Regions from separate parts of the Mus musculus genome. Here all the other regions are linked to region 1. A link is a loop called in an ENCODE intact Hi-C map of the cell type or tissue named here. Cell type or tissue: gastrocnemius. All regions are shown on one strand. Links, peaks and the distances in the headings refer to the core of each region. The heading gives the core; the rest is flanking DNA.

Region 1 (9,811 bases), core at 2,961-5,460:
CCACGTCCTAAGCCAAGCACTGGAAAGGGGGTCGAGAGATGACCTGTGGGATAAAATGCTTGCTTCACAAGCAGGAGGCACTGAGTTCAAATTGTGGTACCCACATCAAAACTGAGTACAGCAGTGTGGGTCTGTAACCCTAGAGCTGGACACACAGACATGTAGGACACAGGGCCCACTGTCCAGCCAGTCTAGCCAAAACAAGGCCTCTAGGTTTGCCAAGAGACCCTTACGTCATCTTCTTGTTTTATTTTTTATTTGACATGTGAAGAAACTTTTGGAGAAAATGTGACTTGTCCAGTATCATATCTTTTTGTTTTCTTTTTTTCTCAAAAAAAATGTGTTTGGTTTCTAGTTTGTTTGTTTGTTTGAGACAGGATCTCACTGTGGGTCCTGGCTGGCCTAGAACTCTCTTTGTAGACAAGGCTGGCCTCGAACTCACAGAGGATCCACCTGTATTGCTTACCAAGTGCTGGGACCCACAGTCAACCAAAATTGACTATTTCATTTTATGTATGGGGGTGTTTTGTGTACATGTGTGTCTGTGCAGCATCACATGTGTCCCATGTGCCCAGAGAGGCCAGAAGAGAGCGTGGGCTCTCTGGGCAGTTGTGAGCTGCCATGTGAGTGATGGTACTCGAGCCTGGATCCTCTGCTTGAGCCAGTGCTTGTAATCACAAAGCCATTTATTAACCACACAGCCCTAGTTGGTTTTCTGAGTCATGTGATGTGTATGAAGTCATTATTGAGAGCTGAAGAGGGAACTCAGTGGTTAAGAGCACTAGTTGCTCTTCCAGAGAATCAGGGTTCAGTTCCCAGCACCCACGCCATGATGCCTCACCACCCCCTGTAACTCCAGTTTCAGGAGATCCAGCACCCCTTCTGAGCTCTGTAGGTCCTACTGTGTGTCTCCGTGCCGGTGCATAGGTGTACATGCAGGCAAAACACTCACATATAAAATTAAATTTAAAAAATTTTAAATCCTTAAAACATATTTTCTCAATCTTGAAATCTGTAATTTTGCACTTGAAATCCCAGAATGCTGGAGGCTGAGAGGAACTGAGGTTGGTGTGATTGACAGGTGGGAGTAAACCCGTAAGTAGGTCTTTTATAGCTGTTAAGAAAATCAGTGTTAGGCTAGAGAGCTGGCTCAGCACTTAGGAACTCTCAATCTTCACCAAAACTGAGGTTCAGCTTCCAGTGCCCACGTGACGGCTCACAGATGCCACACCTTCAGTGCCAGGGGTGCCGTGACCTCCTCTGCTCTCCACAGGCACAGGGCATACATATGGCCAACATAGATACATGTGGGCAAGCACTCACACACGTGGAAACAAATCTTTTTTAAAAGACAGAAAGCAGGGCCTAGCAAACACAGAAGTGGATGCTCACAGTCAGCTAATGGATGGATCACAGGGCTCCCAATGGAGGAGCTAGAGAAAGAACCCAAGGAGCTAAAGGGAACTGCAACCCTGTAGGTGGAACAACATTATGAACTAACCAGTACCCCGGAGCTCTTGACTCTAGCTGCATATGTATCAAAAGATGGCCTAGTCGGCCATCTCTGGAAAGAGAGGCCCATTGGACACACAAACTTTATATGCCCCAGGGGAACGTCAGGGCCAAAAAAATGGGAATGGGTGAGTAGGGAAGTTGAGGGGAGGGTATTGGGGACTTTTGGGATAGCATTGGAAATGTAATTGAGGAAAATACGTAATAAAAAAAAAATTAAAAAAAAAAAAAAAAGACAGAAAGAAGGGCTGGTGAGATGACTTAGTGGGTAAGAGCACCCAACTGCTCTTCCGAAGGTCCGGAGTTCAAATCCCAGCAACCACATGGTGGCTCACAACCATCCGTAACGAGATCTGACTCCATCTTCTGGAGTGTCTGAAGACAGCTACAGTGTACTATAGAAGACAGAAGCCGGGCAGTGGTGATGCATGCCTTTAATCCCAGCACTTGGGAGGCAGAGGCAGGTGGATTTCTGAGTTCGAGGCCAGCCTGGTCTACAGGGTGAGTTTCAGGACAGCCAGGACTGCACTGAGAAACCCTGTCTCGAAAAACCAAAAAAAAAAAAAAAAAAAAAAAAAAAAAAAAGACAGAAGGAATGAAAGACGAGTGCGAGTGTTGATCTTCAGAGATAGCTCAGTCAGTAAGAGGCACAGGGCTTGAGCCCAGTCTCCAGAACCCACATTTGAGGCTATCTGGCCTCCATGTGTGCACTGCACCTGGCTTTCTTAGCTTCTGAGGTTTTAGCTCAGATGGTCTTACAAAGCAAGCACGGCATTGCTAGCTGTCTCATGACCCTGGGTGTAAAGTTCTGTATATGTCAGTTAGGAATTGACTGCACACAATAGAGTGACCTAGGTAAATGCATTTCCTGTTCTCTTGTGAAGAAGCCCAGAGATAACTAATATATAATTAGCAGGGCATCACTATATATTTATTAGAATGTCAGAGGGGTAACATTGGGACCCAGGTTCCTCTCTCCTTTCTAGCCACCTTTACAGCGTGCTCTGGTCGAAAGATAACTCCTAAGGATTCAGTAAGGGAAGGGTGAGCATCACATGACTCGACCACTGTAAGCTAGAGCTTCCTGTTGGGCCCACCCTCTGCTCGCTCACATCAGTGTTGAAGCTGAGCTAGGGCACACACCATGTCATCTGGAGCAAAGCCCAAACTAGGTGTGGACCCAGGAACATTGGTACTCAACATTTTTATTTTGATTTCGTGCATTTTGGGTTGATTTCTCAAGGCAGGGACTTGCTGTATTGCTGAGACCAGCCTAGAACTCAGTATATGGCCCAGGCTAGCCTTGCCATCACAGTCCTGCCTCAGCTGTCCAGATGTTCAGGTCACAGGCATGAGTGCTCAGACCTGGCTTAACCTGGGGCTTCTGACAGGAAGAAGAGGAGAAGGGCCTTACTCTTTTTAATAGGCTTTGTCACAGTCCTCTGCTTCAGCTGCCCAGTGACCCTCTTTATTATAAAATAAATAGATCCCTTTAAAGGGGGCTAGAGAGATGGGTCAGTGGTTAAGAGTACTGTTCTTGCAGAGGACCTGGCTCCAGTTTCCAGCATCCACATGGTGGCTCACAGCCATCTGTTAATTCCAGTTCCAATACCCCCTTCTGGCCTCTGAGAGCCCAGACACGGTACACACACATGCATGCAGGCAAAAAACACCCATGTGTTTATGTGTATAAAATAAGGTAAAAAGCTAAAGGTTATTTATTAAATAAATTGAATAGATACACCTCAATTTCTTGTCAGTGGCCACCTCTTCAAAGCATAATGGTTGGTCCCTTTGTCTGAAAGGCCACATCCTCTGAATAACTAGAGCTCTCATCAGGCCAGAGATGGCGTGTTGGGGCTTGGGTCCATAAACTAAAGGAAGAGACCATGTCCCCTTCCTCTAGGTTACATCCACAGAAAAAGAGAATTAGAGTAAGAATTCTTGCCACCAGGTGGTAGCGGTGGTGGTGCACACCTTAACCCCAGCACTCAGGAGGCAGAGGCAGAGGCAGGCAGAGCTCTGTGAGTTCGAGGTCAGCCTGGTCTACGGAGTGAGTTCCAGGACAGCCAGGACTACACAGAGAAACCCTGTCTTGAAAAACCAAAATGAAAAAGAAACAAAAGAAAGAATGAAAGAGAAAACAGTGACCAACTCTTGCAGGACAGAGCTGGGCATCATGGCTTAAGTGTGTAATTCCAGTGTGTGGAAGGCTGGGCTGGGCAGAAGATCACATGCCGCCCTGTGCGCAGCGTTCAGACAGGCTTGGGCTTCAGGGTGAGAGGCTGTCTCAGGACAGCCTTGCTGGGTATCAGTTCCTAGGCTGGTGGTGAAGTGTCTCGGCTTATTTGTCTGACAGCTCCCAGCTTGGCTTCCTAGGGAGGACTTTTTTATTTTTTATTTTTTTAATCTGTTCTTTACCATATCTGTAGAAACAGGTGCTTTTTTAAAAAGAAGAGTATAAGAGCTTGAATATCTATCATCAGTTGATGTACTAATTGGGTGTGTGTGTAGAGTGGACGGCCGAATGAGACATGAACAGCAGGTTAACAGTGGCTCTGGTAAAGAGAAGATGGTGTGTCTTATAGACTCGGTTTGAGGGAGGGAGAGGTCTGTGCTCTACATAAAGAGACAGTGTTTGGACTATGCAATGGAAGTTGTTAGTGGTTCTCTGACCAGAGACAACAAAGTCAGAAGTGGGGGATGGGGGTGGGGGGGTATGCTTTTGCTTTTAATTTTGTATCTGTTTGTTCTTGGTGAAATTTGTGTCAAATGTTATACATATTTCTGTCTTCATATGTATACTTCTTGAGAACAGACTGGGGGGTGTTAGGAAGAGGAGAGAGAAATGGGAGATGATTTTATAAGTCCTGTAATTCATACGTGTTTGTCTTTTAACTACCTTCAGAGACCCCTCAGCTGGAAGCTGAGCCTCTGGTATCTTCAGTTTCTGCGTGAGTGGGCAGGCAGCTAGGCCCTTGACTGTCGGGACACACTCTGAGGCAGGTACTCACTGCACCTCTAACTGCAGCATAAACGTGACACTCCTTTTTCTTCCACAGTGGAAATCTTGCTCAGCCGGCAGAAGAAAGCGGAGCTTCTAAAGAAGATGACAGATGTGGCCGTTCGCATGTCAGAGGAGCAGTTGGTTGAACTCAGGGCTGATATCAAGGTGAAACTCCCTTCTTCTTTCATTGACTCTCTGGACCAGCCAGCACAGCAAATCTCCAGGAGTCATGGCTTCACCTAACATCCTAAACCCATGGGCTGCCCTTCTGAGCTTGACCCCTTACCAGACTTTTCTTTTAAATGGTTCTGTCATCTATCCAGTTGTTCTGGTAGGAAATCTTAGGAAATGTCTGCGTTTCTCGAATTAAGTCTGTCAGGAAACTCTGCCCATCCTTGAACTTGCTGTTGAATCTTGTTTTCGTTTCCATTCCACCATAAAGATCTTCAGCACCGTCACCTGCTGCTTAGCCTTCTGTGGTAGGCTTGGTTGAGTCTTTCCAGTTGTCCTGATCGTCCCTTCTTCAAACCTGCTCACACTTTAGGATGAACACTGTAATCCTTACACTGACTGCTGGGCTCGCCCTTGTGCCACCCCAGGCTCCTTTTGTGTTCTTCCTCTAGTCATGTTAACGAGCCATTTGCAGACACTTGCTGGCCCTCCCATTTAAAGAACTCTACGCTTGTTTCCCATCTGCCCCGAGCCAGTGTTGGGCTCCCCTCTTCCCGACTCCTGTCATGTCCTCTGTATTGGGCTTTCATGGCAAGTTAGAGTTTTAGGTGGCAAATCTGTCTGGCTCACTAGACTGTGATCAGTACTAAGTAGTCCGTGGCACACTAGCTTAGAACACATGCTTTTAACAGTTTGCTCAAATCTTGTTTTATAGAGAAATGTTAACAATTTAAGATCTTTACTGTATTTTAATCTCCTCATAAACACGTCTGAAGTTTAGCATTCATACCTTTATTGTTTGTCTAAGGCCTTTCTCACTGTGTAGCCCAAACGAGCCTCAACTTTCAGACACTCTTGCCTGCGCCTCCTGAGTGTAAGGATTACGAATGTGAGCACCATGCTTGCCTGGTATCTTTTAACTTTTATAAATTATAATATTTGGAGCCCTGGAGAGCTGGCTCACAGGTTGAGAGCACTGATTGCTTTTCCAGTACCCACGTGGCAGTTAACAACCATCTGTAATTCCAATTTCAGAGTAACTGATGCTTTCTTCTGGCCTCATAGTCTACATGTACATGCATGCAGTCAGAACCCTCATATACATAAAATAAAAATAAATAAACTTTGGGGGGGAGTGTGTTGGGCGGGGAGGGAGACGTGTGTAAGGCTCTGTGGTTAAGAACGCTTGCTGCTTTGCCGAGGAGCCGGCTTCAATTCTCAGCACTCACACGGTGGCTCACAACTATCTATGGCTTCAGTTCCAGGGCCTCTAACACCCTCTTCTGTCCAAGGCCCCCTAGGGCACCAGCCACACATGAAGTTTACATACATAGACTCAAGCAATTACTTGTTACACATAAAGGAAAGTACATGAATTGCTTAAAAAAAAAAAAAAAAAAAAAAAAAAAGGTATTTCTGAGAATAAGTGTGTGAGCCCCAGACGCTGGATTGTTGTCGGTTCCCGTGGAGAGTGTGCTCTAAGTCATTTATAAACAGGAAGCTTTCGGGGCCAGGAGAGGGGGCTTTCTATTCCTCAGCCTTTCACCGCCGCTGTTTCCAAACATGGGCTTTGCTCCCATGTTTGAGGGGAATGCTTCCCGTGCAGGCCTGGGACAGGCATGGGGTAAGGTAAGCTAGGCCCTCCCGGGTCCGGGTTCACACAGACCCGCCCTCCTCCCCTGAGAACTGATTGGTGTGTGAGAGCCGGCAGGTGTAAAGTGTCAGTGACGTTCCTGCTCCCCGACAGTCCATTGCGACACTGGATGGTATCCCCCTCACACTGGTGCCACTCAGTCTCATTCAGCTGCTTGGGAGACACCAGAAACCCCTTCGTAATTAGGTGAGAGTTCTGGCTCCCCTGGGCGTCATCTGTTCTCTTCCTACGAGGCTAAAAGGTTTCTAGAAATACTCGTGCGGGCTGACTAAGACTCTAATCTGTTTCTTTCCACGTTTTAACACACTGAAGTGGGTGCTGTGCAATTTAAGCGTCTTATTTCCAGATCATTGTACTTCTGTCATTTCTATTATGTCTTTGGCTCAACAAACCCTAGAATTTGTTTCAGAATTAATATGAGGCAGATATTCTGTATCTGAAAGCGCCATTACAAGGAGTTTGTGTGCTCTCCTAAGCTGCAGTGTGCTCAGAATTTTTAGGATGTCAGATCTCAATGGTAATTTTTCTCTCCTTTCCCTATTGGTATTTCTGGATACGTTCCAAGAATTCGGATGTGTTTGAAGCGGGCATCGACTTCCCAGTGAGGAGGTGTGCTCCAGGAAGGAGTTCAGCTGGTGCCCACTTTCTCTGACCTCTGAACTTGGTGTTTCGCCTCCTCCTGTGCAGTGTGGGTGGGTAGAGGGAAGATGCCGGACACCGAGACACTGTTTGTCTCATAGGTCCCTACAGGTGCCTCATTCCTGACATGATCTTGTCGCATACTTTCCATAGTATGGTGAGCTTTTGGCCCAGTGGGCTGGTCAGCACAGTCTGCTTTTAAAAGGATTAAATCGCTTGCAGCACAGATGTCTCGTTTGCAGCCTTGCCTTTCCACGTGAATGGTTTTTCATCTCAAGAAATTGCTCCTATTTCAAAGACTCTGAAGTCCTATTTTATAAGGAGACAATATGGCTTTTCTTAGGAGGTTTCTCCTGAAGGACAACAAACCATCTACCTAACGGGGTCATTGTGGGAGCCATGAGCACAGGCTGCCTCTGCTTCTGTGTAAAGTGGTCCCATGTGGAGAGTGCTCCAGTAGGGAGATGGTTCTTTACTCTAAATTTTCCTCCCTCCCTCCCTCCCTCCCTCCCTCCCTCCCTCCCCTCCCCTCCCCTCCCCTCCCCTCCCGTCCCTCTCTCCCTCCCTCCCCATTCCTATAGGTCATAACCATTAGTTGTTGACCATTTATAACATTTCATCAAACTATGAAGCTTGTCTTCGGACCCTTGAGAAAATGAGTGTATTTGTCTGATTACTCAGTATCGGTAATGGAATGGCCATCTAACAAACTTTAAAGCAGTAACAATGAGAAAGTTAGAGAGACTTCTTTTCCCATCTCTAGATGTGGTTTTAATTCTGTGTGCAGTGCTTGTCTCACTTGGGACCTTTTCTCTCTTTTCTCCAGCACTTTGTCAGTGAGCGGAAATATGATGAAGACCTTGGAAGGGTAGCCCGCTTCACCTGTGATGTGGAGACTCTGAAACAGAGTATCGATTCTTTCGGACAAGGTGAGAGAGAGATCCAGACCTTAGATGCTGAGGAGACTGTCCTCTTGTGGTGAAGGCACACGTGCTGACTGGCCTGTCCACTGCACACACCTAGGTGCCTCTTGTCTTGGGTTTGTGAAAACTCAATGGGCTACATAGGAATCCCTTTGACTGTAAAGACTAGTATTTGCCAGTCCTGAAGTATGAGATAGTTTTTGTTCTTTTGGAGTCTAGACTGCTGGCTACAAACTTGCTAAGTCTCCAAGGCTGGTCTTTCTTTTGTTATTTATTTATTTAGGCTTTTCAAGACAGGGTTTCTCTGTGTAGCCCTGGCTAAGTCTCCAAGGCTGGTCTTTCTTTTGGTTTAAGGTGTGGGCCACCACACCCGGCCAAGGCTGGTCTTAAACTCCCACTTCTCTTGCCTCCATCTTCCAGGTCCCCAGCCCCCAGCAGAGCACTCTTTTCCATTCTGTTCTGCTGAGTTGAGGTGTGAGATACAACAGTGTGAGGGGCAGGCACCCGAGGCAACAGGGCAAACCTGCTTCAGCATTGAAGCCTGGACCTTTTTCATTCCTTCAAGCAGACACAACAGTTCTTGTCTCACTAGGCACATAAGAGACCCTTAAGTGGTGACACCGTGAGTGGGAAAGAGCTGGGCTGGAGGCAGCTTGGGAGTTGAAAGGACTTGCTGATCTCCCAAAGGACCAGAGTTCAGTTCCCAGGGCCCATGTTGGGTAGCTATGAGTCACCATCACTCCAGCCCCAGGCATCCCTCTTCTGGCCTCTGTGGGCACTTGCACACACAGAGACATATACACATATAAAAATAAATCATGGGGCTCAAGAGATGACTCGGCGATTAAGAGCACTTCATAAGCGCTGCTCTTATACAGGACCTAGGTTTGCTTCCGAGCACCTGCATGGTAGAGTACTACCATCCTTAACTCCTGCTCCAAGAGATTCAGCGTCTTCTTTTGACCTTCACGGGGACCAGGTACATAGTGCATGTCTATATTCAGGCTAAACACTTATACACACAAAATAAAACCTTTCTTTTAAGGGGGAGAACATAGAGGGCCTCTGAGTGAGAGTTTGTAGTCAGACATTAACAATAGATCAGGCTCTGAACGAGCTCCCCTCTCCTTCTCAGTGTTGACCCTGGGGCTGTAAGTGCTGCTTGCTCTGCTGTACCATAACACAAAAGAGTGAAATGGTGGCCTCAGAGTGGTGACTGTTAACCCATCACAGACCAGGCTTCAAGCCAAGAGGACATCCGAGGAAGGCTTTAAACCATTGATATCTGACAACATTTTGAATTGAAAATAATAAGAATTTTTGGTTATATTGGTTTATTGAATTTGGGGCTATTTTAGCAGAAAGAAACTTGGAAAGACATGGTTGCTGCAAAGACAAGTACTATTTATATAACCATATAAACATATTTGTATGTAGTTCTATTTATATAACTATTGTCACCTTACGTCACTACCAGGCTGCACAAGTTCTAGTTCTACTTACCTGGTCTGACTCTTGTACCCTTACATCACTGCATTTAAAAAGGATTCAGCAGAGATTTGATTGTTTACATTGTTTTTGCTTTGCAAAGTCTGTCCTTCGGGACTGTTCCTTGGAACATAGGGCCCTTCCTGTCATTCCCAGGGTTTAGTCTACAACCAGGAGTTTAGGAAAAGGGTCTGCTGAGACCCTGTCAGTGTCAGTGTTAGTGTGTGGGGGGGTATGGTATAATCTGTACTCCTCTTTCTAAGAATGTTTTACAAAGCAGTGGGGTTTGAGAACTTGGTGAAGCAGATTCTGTCCCCACTGCACACGGGTTCTGGACCTTACAGCCCATGGCCAGGCTTGTGCAGCCTTTACACACCGGGACATCCCGCAAATAGTTCTTTTCCTTAATTGCTCATC
Region 2 (9,811 bases), core at 3,011-5,510, 150 kb before region 1:
GCCACCAGTGAGAACAATCCAAAAAAAAAAAAAAAAAAAAAAAAATCCTAGATTCTCCCTGCCCCAGAGGCCGACAGCTTGAGAGACACCACCACCACCAAACAAAACAAAACCCATCAATAAAACCTGTTACTTTTTCAGCCTTTACCATGTATGTGTTAAGCATGTACATATATGTATTCATTTAACACAGTGATTTCTCAGCCTGTGCGCCACAATCCCCACAGGAAGCGCATATCAGATACTTACATGGCCGTTCACAACAGTAGTAAAATTACATTTCTGAAGTAGCATTGAGATGAGTTTAAGGTTGGGGGGGGTCACCACGGCAGGAGGGACTGTGTTAAAGGATTACAGCCTCTGGAAGGTTAAGAGCCCTCCGATATTTAGCCCTCTGATGCTTTGCTGACAGGAAACAGAGGCCAACAATGAGGGTCGTTCTCTAGGGCACGGGTCCTTTGGGAAAGGGTGGCAGTTATGGCAATCTTACCTGTGGCTTTTTCTCCTCTGTCTTTCTCCTCCAAGAGCTCCCCAGCCTGGCTCCTCACCACTAGGAGTGAAACCTTCTCTGCTTTGCCTTGCTGTGTCCCCCCACAGGCTGGCCTTCCTCAGGCCACAGGAGCAGAGCCCTCCTATGAAGTTTTCTGGTCCCCTCTCTTCTAAGACCTCCTGGGAGTGAGCTAGGGGCTTAAGCAAAAGGGGCAGAGGAGGACAGAAACTTCATCTGCAACGCCCTAGTGCCAGAACCTCCCCTGTTCTGCCCAGCCTCTACTTCAGCTGTCTTCAGAGGCTCAGCTCTGCCACCAGCTCCCTGTGCGAAGAGGCTCAGGCTCTTGGGGACTGGGCTCCAGCCCTCTGGGATCATCATTTGCTCTAAGAACTGGCCTGGGTGCAGCTCCAGACCAAAGGCAGCAATTGTTCAGAGCCCTGAAAGCGCCAAGGCGCCAAGGCTTCTTCTACATACTCACCTCTGACCCACCAGCCCCCCACCCCAGCCCAGGTCTGACGAAAGGTACCTCTCTCCACTGCAACAACTGGGGTGTGGCAGGCTCTGGTTTATTCGCCTTGTTCTCCCTTCCCCAACCCCCCTTTTCTCATCCCCCTAGCAACCAAACTAGATCCATCAAAGAGCAGGACCTGGCAGCCGAGCTGGGAGAGACTAATAGCCTGGAAGGAAGGCGGGGCCTGGAGAGGAACGGAAGCCTAGGGATGCAAGCCAGCACTGGGCGTTGGCTCTGACCCATCTCGGAGGACACACGGAAGGTGGGGGAGTTCTCTGCTCTGCAGTCTGCAGGGAGCCATCCTCCTTATCCCAGTCAGGCATCCAGCCTAGAACCCCAAGCCTTCTTCTCTTACACCCGTCTCTTTCTCAGGACCCAACTGAGGTAGACTCATCCTGTTTGAGAGTCCCAGGGTCCCCAGTGGTAGCAGACACATGGCTCTCAGCAAACCCAAAGGGCTTCAGCATCCTTTCTCCTGCAGAGAATCCAGACGGCCTCTGTCCACTCCTGGGACTGCCTGTGCTGCATTCTGGAAGTAGTGTGTCACACAAAGGTCAGACACCAGCCTTTCTGCTAACTGGGGTGTGGGGGCGCTGTTAAGGGGTGTAGCTGTGTATTCCTGTCATGTCTGTGCACACATGCATATTTGTAGCCTCTACAAAGCTGGCTCAGTGAGTATTGGGCAAGTTATCTGTGGACCTGTCGGAGGACTTCTCTCTCTAACAGGCTGTAGTGGCTGGGTATCTCTCCCATCTCATCTCCCTTTATCTGCACCATGTCTGGGTACCTGCATCTCCTCTGCACTGGAGACTGGTGCCTACTAGTCTATATGTCTTTCAGCCCTGGCAGCTGCTATCCCCCACCCCCCTCCCCTTCCTACTTCAGGAATTCCTCTGGTTCCCGTAAGGCCCGTGACTGCCCAGCAGATGGTGTGGAGGGGGCACCAATCCAGTAAAGGCTGAAAGTGTACCACAGGCCCACTCAGCCCCAACAAGAGTGGGCACCTCACAGGCCCTTTCATGGCACAGACCCTTGGAACCCCGACATCCTCAGCACCCTGTGAGGTGCCCACTCTTGTTGGGGTGGGTGTTACGTCCGAGTTTGGGGGCTGTGTCTTTAAGATGGAAACATCACCATGCAACTTCTGCTGGTCCAAGGGCGGGGGTGGGGGTGGGAGAGCTGGTCAGTCCATTAGCTGCAGAGCTGGCGCCAATCACCAGCCCTTTACCGTGCCCTGGGGAGTAGGCAGAGATAAGCTCTTCCCCAGCTCCCTCTGCCTCAGCCCTCGGTTGTGGCCAATGATGGGGGGCAGTTGACAACAGGTGAAAGGAGAACCCCAGTTTCAGGAGACAGGAGGAGGCACGAATTCCCTGGCTTAGGCCAGGTTAGCTCTCCCTCCACCTACCCCACTTCTCATTGCTCAAAACTTGCCCTTTTCCTCAGGTCCTCATATTCCCTAATTTTTACCCCCTCTTCTGAGAGGGCACCCCAGGTCAAGCCATGTCCTCCCATTCTAGGCTCCAGCGTTGGATGCATGCTCTAAGGTAGACCTTAGCCCACCTCCATCACATCCCGGATCTCAGCCAGCAACAAGGGGGAATCAAGCAGGCAGGGTGCCAGCAACCAGGAGAGGGAAGGGGTGGTGTCCTCTCTCTGCAGGGTGGGGCATCCCCCTCCCCACACAGCCCAAGGCTGAAGTCAGGCCAGTGGGAGGAGCTGTCGTGGCCCCCCACCCCCCCTCCCCGGAGACCGCAGGGCTATAAAGCCGCCCCGCATCGGTCTGCAGCTCCTTGCCACCCGGCCTAGTTCTGCCAAGCGCTGAATGCCATCTTCCGCCAGCATGAGCCATCATCACTCGTCGGGCCTGCGGTCCAGCATCAGCTCCACCTCGTACCGCCGGACCTTTGGGCCGCCGCCCTCACTGTCCCCCGGGGCTTTCTCCTACTCGTCCAGCTCTCGCTTCTCCAGCAGCCGCCTGCTGGGCTCGGGGTCCCCGAGCTCCTCGGCGCGGCTGGGCAGCTTCCGTGCCCCTCGAGCGGGGGCACTGCGCTTGCCCTCGGAGCGCCTCGATTTCTCCATGGCCGAGGCCCTCAACCAAGAGTTCCTGGCCACTCGGAGCAACGAGAAGCAAGAGTTACAGGAGCTCAACGACCGCTTCGCCAACTTCATCGAGAAGGTGCGCTTCTTGGAGCAGCAGAACGCAGCCCTGCGCGGGGAGCTGAGCCAGGCGCGGGGCCAGGAGCCGGCGCGCGCCGACCAGCTTTGCCAGCAGGAGCTGCGCGAGCTGCGGCGCGAACTGGAGCTGCTGGGCCGGGAGCGCGACCGGGTGCAGGTGGAGCGGGACGGGCTGGCGGAGGACCTAGCGGCGCTCAAGCAGAGGTCAGAGGGCAGGACCGGGCCTGCCAGACGCTCCCTTCGCTCCCCCTGCCTTCCCCTCCAGATCCAACAGCCCTAGGGCGTGGCCGGGCTGGCCAACCCCAGGGCGAGCCTGCAGCATCCAAGCCAGCCCCCTCCCTGCACTTTGCTCCGAGAGCCTAGCGGAAGTGACCAGACATTAAGGGGACTCCCTTCTCTGTTCCTAGTCCGTTAGACGGGCAGACTGAATCCCTCCTTTTAGATCCAGGACAGCTGCATAAGCAGATGGGGGCGGGGTGCTGGATGTGGCACGAGGTCTGGGAGGTCACCCCGCAGTTCAGCATCTTCCCACTCTGCCTGTCAGGTTAGAAGAAGAAACCCGCAAGCGGGAGGATGCGGAGCACAACCTGGTGCTCTTCCGTAAGGTGAGTGAGGGGTCACGTCGAGTCCCAACACCCCAGCTGCACCCCCAGCTGCGTCTCCAGGGTGGCATCGGTGGGTTAAGGGAGGCCACTCCGTGCTTCCGAGACAGACAGGGAAGACCTGGCCCTTCCCTGGCCTGAGGAGCCCTCCTATTGATCCCCTATTCCCGTTCGCGAAGGACGTGGACGACGCCACTCTGTCCCGCCTAGAACTGGAGCGCAAGATTGAGTCTCTGATGGATGAAATTGAGTTCCTCAAGAAGCTACACGAAGAGGTGGGTGGTCGGGGTGTCTGGGAAGGCTTGGGAGAGACCTCGCTGAAGCTGCGCAGACAACAGGGATGCGTTGTGATGACAACCCCACCCTTTACAGGTGTTTTTGACTCCCACCCATGCGCCACCTGTTGGCGATAGGGGTAACTACACCCTGAACCTGACAACTGGCTTAAGGGCAACTTGGGCTCAGGTCTCAGAATTCAGAGGGGGTGCACTCCCTAGCACCCCCTTCTGTTCAAGAAAAAGGGGAGCTTTTTAATTAATTAATTAATTAATTAATTAATTAATTAATTAATGTTCTATTCACAACCCCCGCCTTTCCTGTCCCGTAGGAACTTCGAGACCTGCAGGTGAGCGTAGAGAGCCAGCAGGTGCAGCAGGTGGAGGTAGAGGCAACAGTGAAGCCAGAGCTGACGGCGGCGCTGAGGGACATCCGTGCACAGTACGAGAACATCGCGGCAAAGAATCTGCAGGAGGCAGAGGAGTGGTATAAGTCGAAAGTGCGAGAGCATTGGGGGAACCCTGGGGGACCAAGGGTGGGGAGGCACTGGGAATGGCGGTGCGCATCCCAGCCGGGCTTGTCTGCTACCGCGCAGTATGCTGACCTGTCGGACGCCGCCAACCGCAACCATGAGGCCCTACGCCAGGCCAAGCAAGAGATGAACGAGTCTCGACGTCAGATCCAGAGTCTGATGTGCGAGGTGGATGGGCTGCGAGGCACGGTGAGCACTGTGAGGCTGTCTGGGGGCGGGGGGGGGGGGCGGCAGTGGATGGATGCTGAAAACCCTTCCGACTGCCCGCATCTTCTTCCCCTTCCCCAGAATGAGGCGCTGCTCAGACAGCTGCGGGAGCTGGAAGAGCAGTTCGCCCTGGAGGCTGGAGGGTACCAAGCAGGCGCAGCACGGCTGGAGGAAGAGCTTCGACAGCTGAAGGAAGAGATGGCGAGGCACCTGCGAGAGTACCAGGAGCTCCTTAACGTCAAGATGGCCCTGGACATCGAGATAGCCACCTACAGGAAGCTACTGGAAGGGGAGGAGAGCCGGTGAGTGGCGAGGCTACTGGGACAGGTCAGGGATGGTAGGGACTGGGACCTGGCGAAGGGAATGACCAGGCTGTGTGCTTTGTCCTCAGGATCTCAGTGCCGGTTCATTCCTTTGCCTCTCTAAGTTTAAAGACGACTGGTGAGTCCTCCTTGCCTGGCTTCCAGCCTGCATCTCCTTTACCTCCTGCCCCGATTGTTCTGATTGTTTTGAATATGCTCTTCCGAGATTGCTTCCTTCCCATATACTGAGGCTCCTGTCCTTCAGAAGGTTGGCGTGGGAGCCTGAAAGGATAGACTTCCAACCCTTGCCGTGTCCTCTCTCTCCTGCCTTCTCCAGTGCCTGAGATGGAGCCTCTCCAGGATAGCCACAGCAAGAAGATGGTTCTGATCAGGACAATTGAGACCCGGGATGGGGAGGTAAGACAAACCGCTTGATCCAGAACTCCACCATTTCTAGTGTTTCTGAGCCCCAATCTGGCTTGGGTATTGAGGGTACATTTTTTTCTTGAGAAGTTCACCAGATAGAAGGGTGTACCTGTGCCATTGTCAGGAGTCAGTTCTTTTCCTTTGCTGTGAGTTTAGGGGTCAAACTCAGTAAGGTTTGTGTGACAAGTTCCTCTACCTGCTGAGCCAGAGAGGAACACCAGACAGATGAGTGGATAGCCAGGTAGTGGTGGTACACACCTTTAGTCCCAGCACGTGAGGAGCAGAGACAGGCGGATCTCTGAGTTTGAGACTAGCCTGGTCTACAGGGTGAGTTCCAGGATAGCCAAGGCTACAACAGAAAAACCCTGTCTCAGAAAAACAAAACAAGGATGCTGGATAGATGGTTTGGGGATTAAGGGCACTGGCTGCTCTTCCAGAGGACCTGGGTTCAATTCCAAGCACTCACAACTGTGTTTAACGCCTGCTGCAGGTGATCTGACACCTTCACTTAGACATAAAGTGCAGTCCAATCACCAATGTACATAAAGTAAAAATAAATAAATCATTAAGAAAAAACAAAACAAAACAACAACAGAAGAGTGTATAAACTGTAGTCTTGGCAAGCTGTGACAGGCAGGACACAGGATGATTTTCGGGAGGGTGGTGCTGATTGTCCCCTGGTATGGTTTGCCCCCAGAAGGTGGTGACAGAGTCCCAGAAGGAACAGCACAGTGACCTGGACAAGTCTTCTATCCACAGCTACTGAGGCCTCAGCCAGAGCTCTGACCCTGATCTCAGCCTATTCCTAAGCTTGGCCCTCCCCAGCACCAGTCTGTATCCAGTCCTGCTCTGCATGCCACAGCCCCTGCCTGCCAAGCAAGCGCCAGCCTGATCCAGAGGCTGGGCCTCTTCCCGATGCATAGGTGTGACCCATAGCTTTCTTGTCCTTGTAAGAGGTGGATAAAGATACCCAGGACAGCAAATCTACTCAAGAATGACCCCATGGTCTGTGGGGTGGGCCAGAGTGTGGGACTCACTCTGAGTCAAATAAAACTGCTACTGAGAGAAACTCCTTACTGTGTTGGTCTGAGGTACTTTCTTTTCTGACTCTCATTTTCTTGGCACTCACGACTCCAGTGGACCCTGTTGGGTTTTCTCAAACTTCTCTGTTCCTTTTCAACTTAAAAAAAAAAAAAAGGATCTTTGGGTGTAGCTCAGGCTAGCCTTGAACTAAACTAACTTTCAATCTTGCCTCAGTGCCTCAAGTGTTGAGATTACAGATATGTGCGACCATGTCTATAACCTCCTCCATTTGAGCACCATGGCACAGGGGTGCCTACACACACACACACATTAAATTACAAAGCCCAATAGGATAGACGCAGTCGCTGGGTGGTGGTAGCACGCACCTTTAATCCCAGCACTGGGAGGCAGAGATGTGAAGATCTGGACCCATGAGTCTCAGTCCTGCTGTAAGACATTTTCTCAATCAGTGATTGACGTGGGAGGGCCCAGCCCATTGTGGGTGGTGCTATCCCTGAACTGGAGGTCCGGGGTTCTATGAGAAAGCAGGCTGAGCAAGCAATGAAGAGCAAGCCAGTAGGTAGCATCCTTCTGTGGCCTCTGCATCAGCTCCTGCCTCCAGGTTCCTGCCCTGTTTGAGCTCCTGTCCTGACTTCCTTTGAGGAAGAACAGCAAGGTGGAAATAAAAACTGATAAAATTCCCCCCAACACACCTTGCTTTTTGATCATGGTGTTTTCATTATAGCAATAGAAACCCCAGCTAAGACCGAACATTCTTCTGTATAGCCCTGGCTGTCCTGGAACTCATTCTGTAGACCAGGCTGGCCTTGAACTTAGCGATTTCCCTGCCTCTGCCTCCCGAGGGCTGGGATTACTTTACTGGCATTTTTTGAGCTAAGAGCTTGCTATACTTTTGAGCCAATGTGGAATTTACTCTGTAGCCCAGAAGAGCCTCAAGCTTGGAATGATTTTCCTACCTCAGTCTCCTCAGTACTAGAATTACAGGCACGCACCACTATGGCGTCTCCCTCTCAACTTCTGGGTTTTTTTCCCCCCTGGATGTGCTGACTGTCCATACACCTTCCCTTATTGTTGTATCTCATTTGAGAGCCCCCCCAAAACCAACCAGGAGCTGACTCTGATGTAGTCACATTAGAATCTCTTTATTACAAACTCAAGTTTGTGCTTACTCACCACTGACCCACAGGACAGTCTGGTGAAGCAGCCTCCAACCCTCACTGGGACAGGGCTTTATAGGAAATGGGAGCAAAGTGGGGGGGGGGTGTCCAGCCTGGCAAGCATCTAATTGGATGACTATTGTCAGCCGACAGGTGGGTCGGCAAGACCATGAACAATCACAAATGGTCTGAAAGTACACCTGAAACATTCAGATTAATCTTTTTTTTAAAGATTTATTTATTTATTATATGTAAGTACACTGTAGCTGTCTTCAGACACACCAGAAGAGGGAGTCAGATCTCATTACAGAAGAGCAGTGTTCTTAACTGCTGAGCCATCTCTCCAGCCCCCAGACTAATCTTTGTCTGTTGCTAGGAAGTAGCTCTGGAGTATAAGCTGAGGACAAGCCATGGGGTCCTTCCTGGTAGTGCAGCTTGAGTTCAGTTGCAGGTCAAGTTCTCAGGCATTTTTCTCTTAAGATAGAGTCCGGTCTCAAGATGAAGTAGGTTTGGCCTCTTGTTAGGTTGGTTCAAGTTAACATGTTCAAGTAGAGCTCCCTGTAGAGCTGTAGCCATGTTCTTCTTTCTGAGCCCCCACCCCAAAGAAATATTGGAACCTCTCTCAGTTAGAGTCCATCTTACCCGTTTTTGTTTGTTGGTTGGTTGGTTTGGTTTGGTTTAGTTTTGCTATTGTTTTCTAGACACGGTATTGAGAAGCCAGATTGCCTTTGAGCTCACTATATAGTTGGGAGATGTGATAAATGTCTACTCATCCCAGCCATGGAGCTGATAACTGAGCAAGCTGACAATATCACCAAGGTTCAGTGTGGTGAGCCAATGAGCTTGCTGGCGTTACTTACAGGAGCATGAATGGGGGGGTCACTTATGGGAGTAGGGACAGCTCAAAGGCAGCTGGGTCACCAAAAGTCTACCCCTCATGGATGACAGTTCATGCCAGAGCCCTGGTTGTACAATCTGCAGGCAGCTTGATAGGGCAGAGACCCATACTGCTTGTGTAACCTCGGGGACAGAGGGTACTTGTGAATCTGGGAAGTTTCAGAGATATCCTAAGTTTGTGGGTTCCTTACATTCTGAGTCATTTTGAAATATATATATATATATATATATATATATATATATATCCTTATTTTTCTATTTTATTTATATGGGTACACTGTAACTGTCTTCAGGCACACTACAAAAGGGCATTGGATCCCATTGCAGATGGTTGTGAGCCACCATGTGGATGCTGTGAATTGAACTCAGGACCTTTCAGAAGAGCAGTCAGTGCTCTTAACCAACCACTGAGCCATTTCTCCAGCCCCATTTTTCTGAGTCTTAAGAAGTTTCCTTTAAAACCTCCTGATTCTTCCTTCTTTTTCTTTTTAAATTTATTTATTTTATGTATATGAGTAACTGTCTTCAGACACACCAGAAAGAGGGCATAGGATATCATTACAGATGGTTGTGAGCCACCATGTGGATGCTAGGAATTGAACTCAGGACCTCTGGAAGAGCAGTCAGTGCCCTGGACCACTGAGTCATCTTTCCAGCCCCTTCTTCTTTTCCAAGACAGGGTTACTAGCCGGGCAATGGTGGCGCATGCCTTTAATCCCAGCACTTGGGAGGCAGAGGCAGGCAGATTTCTGAGTTCAAGGCCAGCCTGGTCTACAGAGTGAGTTCCAGGACAGCCAGGGCTACACAGAGAAACCCTGCCTCAAAAAAACCAAAAACCAAAAATCAAAACCAAAAAAAAAAAAAAAAAGACAAGGTTTCTATGTTTAGTCCTGGAACTTACTCTGTAGCTCAGGCTATCCTTGAACTCAAGAGATTGGCCTGCCTTTGCCTGCCTCTGGAGTGTTGGGATGAAAGGTGTACACCACCCCTGTCCAGCTCTTCCTTCTTCCTTCCTTCCTTTCTTCCTTCCTTCCTTCCTTCCTTCCTTCCTTCCTGGAGATAGAGTTTATTATAGGATAAAGTGGAGGACTCTCAAGTGGCAATGATAGGCAACGGCTAAAGAGAATGCTGTAAACTGGTCACAGTGCTATAAGCCTACAATCTCAATACTCAGGAGGCAGAAGAATCACCG
Region 3 (9,811 bases), core at 2,874-5,373, 120 kb before region 1:
CTGAGGTCTGTATCTAACCTGTGCCAGAGTCCCCCTCTCACCTAGACAGGTTCCTTCTCTTCTGCCCTTTCCCTCCCAAGCTGTTAGGACGGCCCCTTTTTACCCCGGTGAGAGGTGAGACTTTGATCTCCGTTAGTGAAGCTTCCCCCAGTTCCAGGCAGAAGGGAGGGCCACGCTCGAATTTCCTCTCTCTCTCTCTCTCTCTGGCCGGTTTCATTGGATCCCAAGGTAGTCCCTCCCTAAGCGGCTGTCTTCATCTTGGCCTTCCCAACTCTTGACTCCCCCAGCCACTTAAAACCCTTGAGCCCCAAGAATCCAATCGCCCCCGCCTAGGTGGCCTGGGGAGCGGGAGAGACTGCGGGCTCTGAAGGATGGGGCCTTGGGCAGGGCTAGCAGGAGGTGGGTGCGGATTAGAGCGAGGGGTCGAGGGGGCGGGCGAACGAACATGAGAGTAAGGTGCTGGGCTCAGTCCGGGTAGATGATGAATCCTGAGAAGGTGCTGTACTTATTGGTGTTCCCGCCGTGCACCTTCCCACCGTCCAGCTTGATGAAGACCTCGTCACCCACGTCTAGGTGCAGAATGACGCTGTTGCTGGCATAGTCGTAGTTCTGATCCGCATCCTGAGCAATGGCGCTGGCCCGGACCTAGTGAGGGAAGAGAAAAAAAAAAAAAAAAAAAAAAACCAGACCCATTGATTCTTGTGCCCTGTGCAGAGCTGAAGTGACCAAAGGGGTTGAGTTGGTTGGCTGCTGGAGCAAGGATGGCTTAGGTTCTGGGGGAGCGGTTCTCAACTGTAGGTCTCAACTGACCCTTTTGGGAGTTATATATCAGATATCCTTCATATCAGATATTTACATTATGATTCATAACTAGCAAAATTATAGTTATGCAATAGCAACGAAATAATTTCATGATTGGGGACCACTACAAAATGAAGAACTGTATTAAAAGAGTTTCAGCATTAGGAAGAGCCACTGGGCTAGGAGTTCACAGAGCTTCTCTGGCATGTCTTGGGCACACACTTGTCTTCTCTGGGCCACTACTAGAGCAATACGGGGTAATAATAATGGAACCTATCTCACGAGGTGGTTAAGATTAAATGAGTAAATTACTTGTGGAGTTCAGAGCCATGTTCTGTATATAGAAAATGTTATATAGTATTGCTATTCTTGTGCCCCCCCCAAAAAAAGAAAAGCTTTCAGGATACTTCTAGGATTCTATGTTGTCTTGGAATTTCTAAATTAGCTTTCCTGAGGTGCAAACGTGTCTACACCTATGCTATACCTGTGTTGTACCAGTAGGAAAGTGAACTGTTTCCCTCTGGCCTCCTGGGCTTCCCTGGGGAGTGTCACCTGGTCCCCTACCATGTGAGGGACTGCCTTTGGTCTCTGATCTCTGGTCTGCAGCAGTCACACCACCAGCCCCTTCCCCCAGTTTCCATCCCATCGGGACTGGTTATTAAATCATTAATTATTCATCATTATTCTAATCATTATTTACCATTCCCAGGCCCGCAGTGTTGGCTCCATGGAATACAGAATGGGAGCTTGCACCGCACCACCCCCTCTAAAACCGCCACACTCCACCCTGATTCCTGGCACAGACTGAGTCTACCTACTTGATGCCACGAGAAGGAAGACACCAAGCTCTGCTCACACTCTGGCATTCCACGGTCACAGAGACACTTGGATCCTGTGGACACTCACTCCCTTGCAAACACTATCAACCCCATAAAGACTTGCATAGCCTGGCAACTCCCTTTCCTCACCCTCCGGTGGGAAGGCTTGCTAGGAACAGACCCCGAAACTGAAGCAGAAGGTGGGCTGGGCGGTGTCCTCTTGGGGTCCGAGAGCTTTTCAGCAATCTAGCAGGGCTCAAGGCTTAAGGCTTAAGGGATCCTGAGCAGTAGGCCTGATGCACCAGGGCCCCACCCCTCCCATGGAACATTCAAAGGTCACTGTTCAGTCCAAACCTTCTTCATCCTGCAGAGTACAGGCAGCTCTCTCCACTCAGCCCTATGGCATCTTGCTTGTTCAAATATGTGGGTCTTTGGGGGTGCTATCCCCTCAAATCTTAGGTGGCAATGCTTTTTGACTCCCCACTGGGGCAACACCTAGAGGAATCTGAGAGGTTCCCAGGGTGGGCTTAGGCCCCAAAGACCAGGCCTCCCTTCTTCCTGTCCATTGTCTCCTAGCTTTTCCAAATCCAATCTGGTTTACCCCACCACTTATATAGCCCCTGGAGCCAGAGACCCTTGTCCACATCTGCCTACACAATCAGTATTAACTGGGAGGAAAGCTTGGTCTAGGTTTGGCTCCAGGTCCTGGGGATAAACAAATAAGATCTAGTAGAGAGGCCAGTTAGTGTTTTCTCCCCTCCACCCCCTTTCACTTCTCTTTGAAAATTCAAGCTGAATGACTTCCCCTGGGGGGAGACTGCCACTACCCAAAACAAGAGATCCCATTCCATTCCCTGAAACCAGGTTCTCTAATAGCTTGTTCCATGCCAGGGCCAGGAAACCCACTGACTGGGAAGACCACCCCAATAGAGAGGGCAGCTCAAGGAAGAAAGAAAGAAGAAGCTATGGGCTGGGGAAGGTGCCACGGACATTTGATTTGGCAGGCTACAGTCGGAGGTTGGAGCGTGGAGGTTGGGGCCTTTGAGTCCTGAGTTCTAGCTCTGACCTCAGCCTACTGTCCTGTCAGGTGATTTTCTTTTCCAGACGCCCCCCCCCCCAATTCCTCCTCTTTGACTAAATTGAGTGACATTAGAAGTTTGGTAACCTTGCCAGTCTTGGATACCCTGATAGTGTTTCAGGGGAGAAGCTGGATTGTGAGCTGAGCGCGGGGAGTTTTAGGAAGTCATTAGCAGGATCTGGGGCTAAGTAGAGGGGCAACCTCACCTGTCCGTTCTTCATCAGATCGGCCCACATGCTGGTACCGTCACCGCCTCGCATGAGCACATGGTAAGCGAAGAAATAGACTCCTGGCATGGGGCAGGTGAACTTGCCGCTGGCTGCCTCGTAAGCGTTGCCCACGTTGGTCACCACGTCGTCAAAGCGCAACACTTCATAACCCTCGTGAGGCCGCCTTAGACCCGCGTAGAAGGCAATTCGGGGTACATAGCCGGCAGGGGGCGCTGCCCCTCCAGGGCCTGGGCCAGGAGGACCTGGGGGTCCTGGCCTGCCTGGCTCTCCAGGGGGCCCTCTGGGACCTGGGGGTCCTGGTGGCCCCCGCAGGCCTGCCTTCCCTCGCCGCCCCACCTCTCCCTTGGCACCTGGAGGTAAGGAAGGCACCGAGGCGGGCGCGCCGTCGGGGCCTTGGCCTCGGGATGCGTGGGGGTCACACACCATGCGACAGCGACCTAGCATCTCATAGTGTGTTGGTCCGCGAGAGCTGTGCACCAGTAGCGGGATGGCTACCAGCAGCAGCAGCACCATGGCCACCCCGACGGCTGCGCCCGCCACCCGCTTGCGGCGGCTCAGCCGTGACGCGGCCAGGGCCAGCAAATCCTCCTCACTTTTGGGCGCAATGGTGGCGGGGGCCCGGGGCTCTCCGCGGGCTCGGGCCCCGGTCTGGATCTCCCGACGGCTGTGCCGGACCACCTTGCCGCGGCGAATTCCTTCTGTGACAGCAGTGCTGTTCCCCAAACCGCCTGTCAGGGTGGCGATCTCCCCGTGAGCTGGGCCAAGGACAGCCCTTGAGGGTTCAGAACCTACAGTCTGATATTACCCTCGGGTGCAGTTCTAATGATTCAGGGCGCCTGAAACCTGCAGCTTCTTGGACGGCTGGTTTCTCACAGGTCTAAGATGCCACCTCTCCAGACAGTTGCTTTCTTGCGGACAGCTGTGCCTGGTCCCGGGCTCCCCTCGCTGATTTCTCCCGGCTAGACCGGGGACCTCTCCCCGCTCTCCCGACGTCCCAGGCTCTGAGCTGGCGCGGGAGGTGAGGTGGGGGGCTCTCTCTGGACGCGACCTCGTCAGAGATTTTGCACTCTAGCTCGTGGAAAGCACTACCTGCCTCCTACGGCCGCGGTGGCCGCAGCCCTCATCAGAGCCCTAGCCAGGCGTCCCTCTCCAGCAAGCGCTCTCCCTCTCTGCGTCCCTAACCTTCCTCCCTGGCAGCAGTGCGGGTGGTGTGAGTCGCTGCGCGGCAGGAGCCACTATAAGCGGCCGCAGGCGGAGCGACCCCTGGCGCCCAGAGCGGGAAGCACGGGGGCGGGGCAGGCCGCGCCATCTCCCCCCACCTCTCCGCCGAGCCCCGGGCCTCCAGGTTCCCTGCCTGCTCCCAGGGCTCTGCAGCGATTCTCAGCCCTCACCGTATGTATCCTCACTTTCACCCTGTAGCTGGAGTTTGGTATTCTCAGCGCTTAAAGGAAGATAAACACAGTGATGGGGTAAACAGGGGTCAGGCTACAATATACGTATAAAACCTCAGAGGGGGAATGCAGAGCTAAACAAGGGGCAAGGGGGACTCATATATAACAAACAGAAAACAGAAATAAATAGCAATTCGCCATCACACGTCCCTCGGTGCCCCCAACCAAATACAGAACATGGCAAAGGGCTCAATCGGTACTTGTTGACCAGTCTGGGAAAAGGCAAATCTGTCATTCCCACCCTGGCCTCTATGAATTTGGGGGGGGGGGTGTCTCATAGCACATAGCAGCAGAAGCAGCAGAGAGAAATGAAAGGAGAGAGAGAGAGAGAGAGAGAGAGAGAAACTAGGGAATGAGCAGGAAACGGACAGCCGAGAAATCAGAGACAGAAACAGAGACAGAGAGACAAAGCTTCGAAAAGAGACTGACAGACGGCCCCAGAGCGGGAGAGGGAGAGACAGAGACAGAGAGAGAGAGAAGGGAGCCCAGACAGGTTGACAGATCGAGAGAGAAATGTAAATGGCGCGCTGCAGAGAGACACCCAGGTCCGTGTTCGGACTCCAATGTGACATATCAACTGTGAAGAAGACGCGGGGGCGGGGCAGCTCTGCAAGCGGAGCGGTAGGCTATGGGTCTGTGTTTTGTGACAGTGCTGGATACTGGGTGTGTGGTGGGATGGGCCATACGATCCTGGCCTTGCTGTCCCTGGGTGAGTAGGACTGTGGATTGTGGGCTGTCTTTGTGTACCCATGTGAGGCTGCTTGAAGAGGGTGTTTGTATGTCTCTGTCTTAGTACTGAAATCCAGGACCCACAGAAGCCAGCTATCCTGTCTGAGGACTGAAGCCCATGGAGCCTGGTGAGAAAGTCAGAAAGCTAATCTCACTTGCTCTGCCCAGACTGGTACAGCCTCTGTCTTGCCCCAGACCAGTCTTCATCGGCCCCAGTCTGGGCTCCTTTTGGCCTCCCCAACTGTTTATTAACTAGAGAAAAATCTAGAAAAATCAGGCCCCAGATAATGGATGTTTGGTTGACTGTGCATAGTAACAAGATTCAAATATGGATTAGGTATTAGGTGACTATGGCCTGTAAAGGTGACTATGCCTGCTTTCAGAGCGACCAGGAAGGAATACTGGCTCTGGGCAGGCAGCATGCACAGGGAACGCCAGTAGCTGCCTCTTCTCAGGGGATAGAGGGTCAGAAGCTGGGAGAGCGAGGGTGAACACTGAAGGATCTAGGATCTTTGGAGGCCTGGCAGGAGGCAGCAGCAGAGGCCTCTGAGAGCAGGGACAACCAAGAGTGTGGAATGTGGAGGGCACAAGGCATGCCCACCAGGGCATAGTTGTCGGGTCGAAGGTGATTTCTTCATCTCTCATTTCCTGCACACCTTCCTTGGATTCCCCCATCTCTTCATTCTCAATCTGGAGAAAGAAGGGGCTGGGCTGGGCTGGGGCTGGGCTGGGGCTGGGGCTGGGGCTGGGGCTGGGGCTGGGGCTGGGGATGGGCCGAGGGCCCAACCTGCCTGTAAGGATTGGTAGAGAAGGGATTGGATTGGCAGCCAGTGGGGGAAGGGCTCCTCCTCCATAAATACAAATTTTATTCAAGGTCTTTGTCACCATTTGTCTTCCTCGGGGGGCTGAGGGCCATGTCGGCCCTGTGCATGTCTAATGCCATATCTGCTCCCCCAGGCTGCATGATGGATGGATCAGAGAGAGCAAGGCCCCGGTTCACACCAGTCTCCCCTGCAGAGCCTCAGGCCTCATCCACCCCAAGTCCTGACACCCCTCTTCCCTCTTCCCACATTCTTCTCTCTCCATTCAGCAGAAGGCCTCTCTGTCCAGCTCTTCATCCTAGTTCCCAACACCCCCCCCCTTTTTTTTACCCCCTCACCTTAACCCCTTTCAGATACCAGGTTTTCTCTAGAGCATCCTTCTGCTGTCTCCACTCCAGGCTGTGAGCAGCGTGACCGGTGACCAGCCCGGCTGCAGGAGGAGGCAGCAGTTGTGTTTGGTGTGTGTGTGTGTGTGTGTGTGTGTGTGTGTGTGTGTGTGTGTGTAGGGGGAGCAGGCTTGGCTCACAGGGAGCCAAGGGGCCAGCTCTATGAATTTATTCATGTTCTGTTGCTCTTTCCCCACGCTCTGGAATGAAGCCGCCAGCTCACCAGGACCTCATAGCTTCCCCGGCAGCTGTCACACTTGTCCAAGGTATCCAGTTAGGGCTAATCCAGGAGGTCTTCCCGGGGCCAAAATCTGTGAGAGAATGCTGGGAAATGGGGAGGGGTCAGGAATAGTTCACCTAGAGCCTCTCTGGGGATCAAGCTAGAAGGTTCCGGTGGGCGGTGAGTTTAAGAATGGGAAGTAGGCATCCAGGGGCACAGCAAGACTCAGAAACAGGGTGCAGGACTGGTGGGAAGCAGGTGAGGAGGGATGACTTCCACAATCTCCTAACCAAACTCCAGTCTGAATCCTGTGCCAACCTCTACCAAGGGCTCTGCATTTACAATGATCCTAATCTCAGGTTATACACTCAATTTCTCTCTGACCCTAAAAACAAACAAACAAACAAACAAACAAACAAACGGAACATAAATTCTGTAACAAGATCCTAAGGGGAATCCTTACCTTCTGGGAACCCAAGGGTTTCCCCAGAATTTCCCCCAAGGCTATATAGTCAAGGTGTGTGTCAGAGCTCCAAGGGCCAGACTTTAAATTAGCATGTGATTAGCATATGATTTGCATGTGTTATGTGCCTTCTACTCTGCAGAAGTTTTCGTGTTAAATTTTTATTAAGTCTAGCAGAAAGGTCCTGGCTCCTTGAAGGTTCTTTCTTTTCGTTCTTTCTCTCATACTTATTGTCACTGACCCAGATGCCCTCTAGGGAAAAGAAGGGGTGAAGAGGTCGGCAACAGAAGGGATGGAAAAACTGAAAGTGTGGCTTCCATCACTGTGCAATCCTCAGTTTCCTCATCTGGGGAGGGAGTAGGGGAAGAGAGAGAGCACCTGGCTGGTGTTCCATCAAAATCCCCTTCCTTTCCTCCTCTTCAGGACCAGTAGAGAATTATATTCTCCCTCCCCTTCTGGCTTTCAGTTCCATTTAGTTCCATTTTAGAGGCCACACATGCTAGAAGCAGCTGGGTTGCCTGGCATTAGATGCATGTGTACAAAAGAAAGGACTTTGTCCATCTTTGAACACGGGGCATTGCGTAGGACTGGAGAGAACATTTTTTATAAATTTTTTAAAAAGGATTTATTTATTTATTTAATTATTTAATGTAGCTGTCTTCAGACACACCTCAAGAGGGCATCGGATCCCATTGCAGATGGTTGTGAGCCACCATGTGGTTGCTGGGAATTGAACTCAGGACCTCTGGAAGAGCAGTCAGTGCTCTTAACCACTGATCCATCTCTCCAGCCCAACATTATTTTTTAAAAAGATTTATTTATTTATTTTATGTATATGAGTACACTGTAGCTGTATGGATGGTTGTGAGCCACCATGTGGTTGCTGCGATTTGAACTTGATCAGTCAGTGCTCTTAACTGCTGAGCTATCTCTCCAGCCCCTTGAGATAACATTAAGTGCTTATCTTAAATCAAGGCTTATTTTGCATCAAGGCTTTGGCCACGCAAGTCCTCATCGTATTCTTTTGCATCCCTGAGAGGTGGCTTTTATCCCCGCCTGTAAAAGATGTGCAAATTGAGGTCCAGAACTGGGAGGTCGTTTGTCCAGTTTCCACCCTGTAAGGAGATATTCCTAGTTAGGCTTGGGAAAGGGACAATGATACTAGCGTCGATGCAAAGGAGAGAGAAACTGAAGAGGGGTAGGTAGCCAGTTGTTTATAGGGACCCAACAATCTACATGTGAAGACAGAAGTGGTCTTAACATATACAGCACCAGGCTTTAACTTCCCAACCTGAGCCCTGGCTGTCAACTTTGACCCCCACCAAGGTTAAAATATTGGCCAAAGGCCAATATTAGTTACAAAGTTAACAGAAGGCCAAAGTTAGTTACAAAGAATGGTTCAGATATCAGAGGGGGTACAGGAAAAGGAGGGATGAAGTCAGGGGAAGGTTTGCTAACTGCCTTCCAAGGAAAAACCCGAAACTCACTCCCTCTGACTTCAAAAAGCTGGTGGCCGCACTTAAGTGCGCCTTTTTCTTCCTTTTGGCGACTATATGTTTGCATCAAAGGCTCAGAGGGCACTTGCAGACACCAAGCCAAGGTTTTCACTCATCAGCTAGTCAGACCCCTTGGCCTAGAGCTCTTGGACAGCCTTTGGTTCAAACCCTCTTCTGGCCTGGGAGCGGGTTCCTCGCTCCCTAGCGAGGGTTGAGTAGAGAGTGCTTCCAAAATGCTTATTAGGCCTGAGAGAGCTGGCTTCTCTCCGCAGCTTTGCACTTATCCAAAAGAGGTTCCTCTTCTAGTCTTCTGCACCCTCTCCACCCCCTTTTGAGCTGGCAACCCCACCCCTTGCCCCCATCACCACCTCTGGCCCTCTCCAGCCTCTGGCTAATGAAATGTGGCAATTGACTGCACAGACAGCTGTCAGACCCCTCATTTCTCCACTGGGATGCCGAATCCCTCGCTGCCCGCCAGGAGACCGACAGGTGAAAGGAGGCGGATGAGGGGCAGAAGGAGGGGTGTGGGTTGTTGAGAGCTGAGAGCCCGGGAGGAAGCGCCAAGCTCCAAGTCTCCAGGGCTCAGCTAAGTGAGGTAGGCCCTAAGATCCTCTTTCTGTCCGGGACTCTTAGTTCTTTGACAAGCAGCAGACTTAGCCAACCCCATGCCGCCCTTAGACAATAGTCGACCTCACACTTCTTGCCCTACACCCTGGGCCAAGCCTGGCTTCAGTGAGCTCAGCAAGCCTCGCCTCAGAGCCCGCGGCGGCAGCCCAATGCTTCCTGCCATCTCCTTCCATCCCTTCCCACTCGCTCCCCCTCCTTCCTGAGCTCCCTCCCCCGCGGCCGCGGCCTTTATTAGGGATTCCGCGGCTGTCGGTCCCGCCATCCATCCTGTCCGCCAGCAATTAGGCGGCCAGACAAAGAGCAGCTTCGGATGGATGAGGGTCCCGGCGGATCGGAAATGTGAAGGGTCAGCGCTGCCGCCCGCGGCGCACCCCGCTCCCCCTCCCGCATAATCACCCGCTGCCCGTCACTCAGCCCGCCGCCGGGGAGCTCCCGGACCTGGGAGAGGGCGGGGCTGGGACTGCAACCTAGGCGCCCCAGGTCTGGGCGAAGCAGACTCCTGCAGGTGCGGCTCCTGCGGGAGAGCGGAGAGCAACCCTCCGAGGCTTTCGGAGGAAGAGGAAGGAATTTGGGCAATCTCTAAGGAGAACTTGATACCCGCGCCCTGAGGCCTTCCTGGGGCGGGGTAGTGGGAGGAGGAGTAGAGACTTAGTAGTTGCCCGAGGGAGGCAGATCAAATTCCTGGGTCTCA

The links. A loop is a pair of places that touch in the nucleus more often than their neighbours do. Peaks named below come from ENCODE experiments on the same cell type or tissue, not always from the same donor. Only the 100,000 strongest peaks of a DNase experiment are listed, where the experiment ranks them.
Region 2: a loop joins it to region 1, with 2.2 times the contacts of the local background. A loop is called at or near these places in 12 of 42 quality-filtered maps.
Region 3: it touches region 1 in a loop (1.9-fold over the local background); 11 of 42 quality-filtered maps call a loop at or near these places.

The regions. Positions count from the first base shown.
Region 1 is chr15:99,201,024-99,210,834 of GRCm38, forward strand. Spats2 (spermatogenesis associated, serine-rich 2) reads left to right here. Exons shown (of 13, transcript NM_139140.1): 10 at 4,575-4,684; 11 at 7,810-7,912. Among named protein-coding and RNA genes, the nearest start is that of Kcnh3, 19 kb to the right of the region's middle. In gastrocnemius, for the core only: no CTCF peak of the experiment used is centred there; no DNase peak of the experiment used is centred there.
Region 2 is chr15:99,052,384-99,062,194 of GRCm38, forward strand. Prph (peripherin) reads left to right here and starts at 2,791. Exons shown (of 8, transcript NM_013639.2): 1 at 2,791-3,380; 2 at 3,721-3,781; 3 at 3,958-4,053; 4 at 4,386-4,775; 5 at 4,875-5,095; 6 at 5,185-5,234; 7 at 5,433-5,512; 8 at 6,219-6,595. The coding sequence starts at 2,824. The coding sequence ends at 6,287. In gastrocnemius, for the core only: a CTCF peak has its summit at 4,182 (motif pointing left); DNase peaks (open chromatin) are centred at 3,296 and 4,161; H3K4me3 peaks cover 888 bases.
Region 3 is chr15:99,084,289-99,094,099 of GRCm38, forward strand. C1ql4 (complement component 1, q subcomponent-like 4) reads right to left here and starts at 3,440. Exons shown (of 2, transcript NM_001024702.1): 1 at 2,904-3,440; 2 at 466-645. The coding sequence starts at 3,440. The coding sequence ends at 466. In gastrocnemius, for the core only: CTCF peaks have their summits at 3,129 (motif pointing right) and 4,192; DNase peaks (open chromatin) are centred at 3,221 and 4,191; H3K4me3 peaks cover 576 bases.